2 separate regions of the Homo sapiens genome follow, and region 2 is linked to region 1. Evidence: chromatin contacts called from ENCODE Hi-C data. All regions are on one chromosome and are shown on one strand. The core of a region is the stretch at or near the end of the contact, and the rest is flanking DNA. Distances in the headings are between cores, read along the strand shown. Region 1 has its middle 130 kb from the start of ZNF532. Region 2 overlaps BCL2 (BCL2 apoptosis regulator).

Region 1 (3,173 bases), core at 314-2,813:
AAAATATTTTAGGTACCTGTTTTGTTTTTTGTTTTTTGTTTTTTGCAAGCAGTTTGCTGGGCATAAAAATAGGACATGAAAATAAATAATGCCTTCGTTTCCTGAAAGCAGGCCTCTAACGTTTCCGGAAGCAGCAGCAATCAACCGGCTGGTGCTATTATTTATGACACGGTCACTTTATTCAAGTAACTATTAAAAAGGAAAGGGCATTCGGGCTCCCATCACTTGGCAATGGGTTTGAGAAAACAAGGATCAGTTTTGACTGTCCAGAATAAGGATCAAAGGGGAAAATATAACTAATACCCACTGCTCTCAGGCCGCAAAAGGAAGAATGCCTCTTGCAATGAGAGGAAATGGCAGTTTCAGATTAGAAAGCAAGCAGAGAGTTCATGGAAAATCTTAGAACATTCTTCCAGGGGATGGCAGACACTTAGCACATAAGCATATCATGTCAGGCAGTGATAAGTGCCAGGGAGAAAAATAATGGGAAGCGGAGATGGAGAGTGGCAAAGCAGGTGTGTGCTCAGTGGGGTGGGCACATTTCAGTAAGGGAATTGGGGAAGGCTCTCCAGGCGGGGGACTTCTGCATGGACCGGATGTGAAACATGTGAAAAACCCTCATGAGAACTGGGGAAAGAGCATTCCACGAGAAGGAAGAGCATGTGCCAAGGTCCTGTAACAGGAATATGAATCGTGGATAGGAACGAAAAGGAGTGACATGGGAGTAGGGGGAAGTGATAGGAGGTGAGGTTAGATATGGTGACGGGAGCAGGGAGGTCTTCCGGGGCTGGTCTTATAGCAATTGAAAGGCACTCGCTTCCATTTATTTTGGTCTCTTCTGAAACAACAGAGACTGGCATGTTGTTTAGCTGGTGTCTTATTCAGAGGGAACCAAGAGTCTAAACTTTAGGTTCTCCCCATGATGTTGGCACTGCTTGTGTCCAAGACATTCAGTAGTTCCTTAAAGACAAACTGACTTCCCTCACCTTGACAAACAGTTCACAAGTCTACTCTCAATTCAGAGTCACCACGGCCATTGCCACTATGCTGCCATCACGCCACCAGACAAATGGTGTTGAACTGGCCCGCTCCTTTGTATCACCTACTGAAGAGTCGAGCAGGAGCATAGTTTTGGTCATCCCGTGCCTGAAGTTAGGCTGCTGGGAGTCAGGGTGAGTGACCTTCTGGATTCTGCAGTGGGAGGTAAGATCTATCTCTTGCCAAGATTCATACAATGGCAGGTACCCCCAACACTGGAAAGGGAAGTTCAGGTGCTGAACTGGCAAAGTAGAGACATTCATTACTCCTGCTTACAGATGCATCTGTTTCCACCTTGGAAAGGGTGGAAGATGTTGCTCTACTTCCCGTTAACTCTTGTCAACATCACACCATCCTCTCTGATCAGCGGACCTGTGCCTACCTTGTTCTTTTTTAAAAAACAAATAGCATTTGTTCTCCAAAAATAACCAATCCAATTAAGCATGACATGACCTGAAGGTCAGGAAATGACTCATGGACTCAGGGGCGAAACCCACACTTTCTGGAACTGAGTTGGACTTGGAGGTGTGCTATGGTGGACTCTAATTATAGAACTCCCCCGGGTGAAAACATGGTCTTGCCAAGGATTGTATTTGCAAATAGATCTGCCATGGTCATGTAATGTACAGTTCTAACTATAAGAAAAGCTCAAGGATAAAGCAGCTTGCAATAAAATAGCACAGCAAATTTAATAATCAGTTCCCTTAAATACTGGGAAACATTATAAATAGCGCTACGTGATGAGTCAGAACTAACCTCATAAATTGAATTTAGAAACTGGTAAGGAATATCTTCTGGGAAATGTGATTCTGTTTCCTTGCATAAAAATAACCACTAGGGAAAAGGTATAATTCCAGGAGAAACCTGGCAAGGTAATTAGAAAGGGTAAATGTAGAATCTGAAGTACCGTATTCCATTGGAGAGCCTGCCTGTAGGGGACAAAATGCATGTTGACAAAACAGGCATAGAACACGCACTCCTGAAAGTGCATGCCACGTGTCAGTGATCATTATAACCTCCCACTCGGAAACCCAGATCCTTCATCCACCCTTCTTTGTCCTGTTTTGTGCCCAACACACGGACATCTATAGACTATTACTGTGGCTGCCTTGTCATCTAGCTTGTATTTAGCTTTGGCAGGTGGGAGGTGCGGGCAGGAAATCTTTGAGTGTGATGAGAGGGCCTCCTGGTGATTCCGCTCCCCACACCTTCCTGGCTTCACTGTGGCTCTGGCAGTGGCTCTTCCTGAGTGCCCTTTTCCCACAGCTCCAGCTTCCACCCCTACTCAGGCTTCTCAGGCCTTGTTCCAGCACACAGCTCTGTGTATAGTCCCTTCCTTAATTTCTTGAAAGTTAAACCTTTTGCAGTGTGCTGCACTGCATTCTGCTGGGACCTTAATTGAAACAGGATCTAGGGTACCCCCAAATCTAGATTTCCAAAGAAGGCAGCAAATATAAATGAGCAAATGCCTAGAAAAATGTAGGCTAAGATCATTAAAGTTTTATCCAATGTATTGAATCGTTACTAAAACATTCAAAATCCATTGGGACTGTGAAGAAAAAATGGATGTGAAAAGAAAATACTCTGAAAAGACTGAGAGTAGCCTAGTCTCAAATTCAGCCTTATACTCAAACCATGTGAACTGAGGCTGGGCTGTTCAGAATGGGTTGATTGGGGGTAACAGTGACTATAGAATGACAACTGGCTACTCCAGAAACTTCTAGTAGCATGAAGAGAGACTTTTCACAGAAATATGGGCATTTCTTGCTATAAATTTCCCTCTTGGAATGGCTTCTGCTGCATCCCATAGGTGTTTGGTACATAGTTGCTATTTGTCTCAAGATTTTTTTGATTTTCTTTTTTATTTCTTCTTTGACCCATGTTGTTTAATTTCTACTTATTTGTGAATTTTCCAAGATTTCTCCTGTTACTGATTTCAAGTTTCACACCATTGTGGTCAGAAAAGATACTTAAGGTAATTTTGATCCCCTGAAATTTGTTTAGATTTGTATTGCAGCCAAACATATGATCCATCCTGGAGAAAGTTCTGTGTGTACTTGAGAAAAATGTGTATCCTGTTGCTGTTGGATGGGATGTTCTGTATATGTCTGTCAGGTCATAAAGTGTAGTTCAAG
Region 2 (3,173 bases), core at 272-2,771, 4.2 Mb before region 1:
TTAATTCCTCGGGAAAACAAAATATTTGTCAGACCCACAATTAACTTAATTGTTTATTTGTGCAAAGGCTTTCTTGTTTAGTTCCAGGACTTGCTGTTGAAATTTGAAAAAGGGTGGCCCCAGATTCATGTTCACATGAGTAGCTGCGGTAGCTACTCACCAGCTAGCTCCTGGGAGAGAAAATGGAGAAGAAAGCGAGGGAAGAAAACGGAGGGCAAATTCTCCAAGGTTTACTCCTCCACCAGAGAGACGCCTCCTGGGCAAGCGTTTCTACCTGGATCCCTGGCTGCCCAGGAAATTGGGGAATGAGGGCTTTGGGTGTGGAGTCCCCTTGGCCATTATGAAGTCCATGGGGTTGCAGTTACTGAGCAGAGTTAGAGGCATTCCTGCACCCCCACCCCCAACCCACAACGTCTGGACTTGGGAGGAGATTCCTTGGCTTCTGAAAGAAGCTTCTGTTTCTGTTTACGTAAACATCAGGTGGACGGGGGAGGTGGACGCCAGGGTGGGACGTTCTTGCAGTGCTCAGATGAGGGTGAGACTGGAGGGGCCAGTACAGGTGTTGGGCATTTGGGTAGCACCTAACAATAATCTAAGGCAGTGGTTCTCCATGGGGATGACTTTGCCTTCCAGGGGACATTTGGCACGGCCTGGAGACATTTCGGGTTTTCACACTAGACAAGGGTTTCCGCTGGCATGTCGTGGGCAGAGGCCAGAGAAGCTGCTAAACATCCTCCAGTGCACAGGGCAGCCCGTCCTCCCCACAACAAAGAATTACCTGACCCAGAATGTCAATTGATCTAAGTTCTAAAGCCTACTAATAGTTTGTAAGTTGAAAGCACTAGATTGACACAAACGGGAAAAGTTATTTGCAGTTTATTTTCCTGAGGGACAATGGGCTGCCACTCCCTTCCATGCTATTGCTGGGCAAGACTCTATGTTGGCTCTTGCTTTCTTCTCCTCTTTGAACACCCCCCTCCCCTGCCAGCCCGTCTGATGCCGTCCAAGCCTTTTTTTTTTTTTTTTTTTGGCTTCTCAGCAAGCCTCATGAATATTAACTGGGACACTCAGGGCTAAAATGATCTCTGGTCTTACTTGAGAAATGCCCTCAAGCAAGAAAAAGAACAAGAGTCCCAAGAACACCAAGTGCCCCTCACCTTGGTCACACCAATGGCCCACACTGGCTGGGGAGGCGGGGAAGGGTCCTGGGAGAGGGAGGATGGGCCTCTAACCTCCAAGGAGAACATGAGTGAGGGCCCCAGGAAGGGAGAGGGTGCGACAAGCACTCTGGAGAAAGAAAGGAGAGGGTTCAAGGTGACCCTGAGCTCGGGGCAAGATCTGCAGGGCCTGCAATTGGCAGAGTGCCTGGCATCTGGCCAAGCAGCCCTCCCTCTCTCTTCCCCGCTCCACCACCTGCTCCTGGTCGCTGCATTGCCGGTTCCTCCCAGCCTCTTCTCACCTGCTCGCTCTAACGTCCGTCTCAGCCAACAGCCCTACTCTTCCCTCCCAAGCCAACAGGGGGAAGCAGAGAGCAGCAGAACAGCCTAAAGGCAACAACGGCAGTCTCTTTACCGCGCCCACCCTGCACTCCTGGGCCCCTGTGGCCTCCACCCCAGCAGCTGGACCCTCCGAGACCCTCCTTTTCCCACCAAGCTCACCCCCACTAAGGGCCCTCCCCACGCAATGCACAGCACATTCCACGCCCACCCGACATCAATCACGTCCTGTCTCGTGACTCATCCGATACTGTTGACTTGCTGTACAGTTTCTCACCTTTGCAAATGAGATTTGTCGCCTCCTCAAGTTGACTGTCCCTGGAGGCCAGGAGACGTGCTGTGGCCCTGCTGTCCCGAGCCTTTCTCAGAGTCTCATGTTCAGCTCAGTTCTGTTGATTGGGGACAAAGGACACTGCCATTTGCCACCTCTGCCCGCCCTGTGCCGACCTCCACCAGACGTTTGGCATCATGAGCCCGTGTCGTTCTCACCCCAGCCTTTGTGGTTGATGTTGTAGCGTCCTCTTATTCTTATAGATGAATAAGTTGAGGCTCAGAGATGTTAGATATCTTGGGTAAGGTGAAGCTGTGACGACTTGAGAACATAACTGAACGTTCTAGGCTCCTTACCCCACACGGTGTTGCCATTCCAGTCCCAGAAGGTCCTGAGGTTCTTTTGAGATGTGTAATGAATCCATCTTCCTTGAGCATAACACAATCTTTATGGACCTGTTTAAATAGTTTTAATTTCCATGTGTTTACTCATTCATTCTGCAAACATGCACACAGCTTTTACAAGGTGCCAGGCACTATCAGAACCTGGGAAAACCAAGATGAAGAAAATGTAGCCAGTGCCCCCAAGGAGGAGAGAGACAGGTGGCAGTGAGTTCACTGGTGAGCCTTGAGGGGGCAGAATAAGAAAAGGGCATGATGGGGAGGTGGGGGCTTGGTCAAGAAAGGCTTCACAGAGGAGGTGGTATTTGAGCTGAGTGTGGAGAGGTGTGCAAAAGGCAGAGTGGCATCCCAGCCTGAGGATGCATGTGAGCCAGGATCTGTAGAGGAACGAGGCTGCAGCTGATGCTGCCAGTAATCACATGGAGTTCAAGGCAAGCAGTGGGTGTGGGGAGAGGGGAGTCTGGAAGCGTGGGTCAGGGCCAGCTCGCCCTGTGGATAACAGGAGCCACTCAGGGCATTTGGATAAGAGAGAGGGACGCAACTGCTTTGTGGGTCTAGCAGACACCCTGGGAATACTCCAGAGGGAAGCTGAATGGGGCAAGATGAGGGAAGATCGGTTGGGAGCTTCTTGCCACTGTCTAGGTAAGCCATGCAGTGGGGTGAACAGAAGTGGCTTCTGTAAGACCAGAAAGAGGAGACATCCTAAGAGACTTCTGTAAGGTGGAGATGACAGTGATGGTGTGTCCATAGGAAAAGAAGAGGGAGGAGTTGAGGATCACCCCGGTTTTTCTGCTAGGATATAGGCTGAGGGCTGTCAAGGGGGCTGATTAGACCCTTAGAGGCAGATTTTGGGAAGGTGTAATCAGTTCCCTTTGTGCTGTGTTGGGTTTGATGTACCTGATGGATATGCAGATCTGTTTGGTCGCAAACTAGGGTTTGAGGTTCAAAAGAGATTCAAGAGTCATGAGCCTAAAGGCTTCACAATAGGGTTATAGCTTAATCCTT

What was found. A loop is a pair of places that touch in the nucleus more often than their neighbours do. Pooled maps may share reads with other maps.
Region 2: a map with no recorded cell type shows a loop between it and region 1 (5-fold over the local background). The contact joins two enhancer-like sites. A Hi-C loop is called at or near these places in 2 of 37 single-sample maps with no recorded cell type and 1 of 50 pooled maps.

What each region holds. Positions count from the first base shown.
Region 1 is chr18:58,989,946-58,993,118 of GRCh38, reverse strand. No RefSeq gene overlaps it. Among named protein-coding and RNA genes, the nearest start is that of ZNF532, 130 kb to the right of the region's middle. Within about 2 kb of position 1,563, at least 9 of the 41 ENCODE cell types and tissues checked have a DNase peak (open chromatin) inside an H3K27ac peak, as active enhancers do.
Region 2 is chr18:63,153,944-63,157,116 of GRCh38, reverse strand. All of the region lies in intron 2 of BCL2 (BCL2 apoptosis regulator), which reads left to right. Among named protein-coding and RNA genes, the nearest start is that of BCL2, 160 kb to the left of the region's middle. RefSeq lists an enhancer at 1,883-2,032. Within about 2 kb of position 1,521, at least 22 of the 41 ENCODE cell types and tissues checked have a DNase peak (open chromatin) inside an H3K27ac peak, as active enhancers do.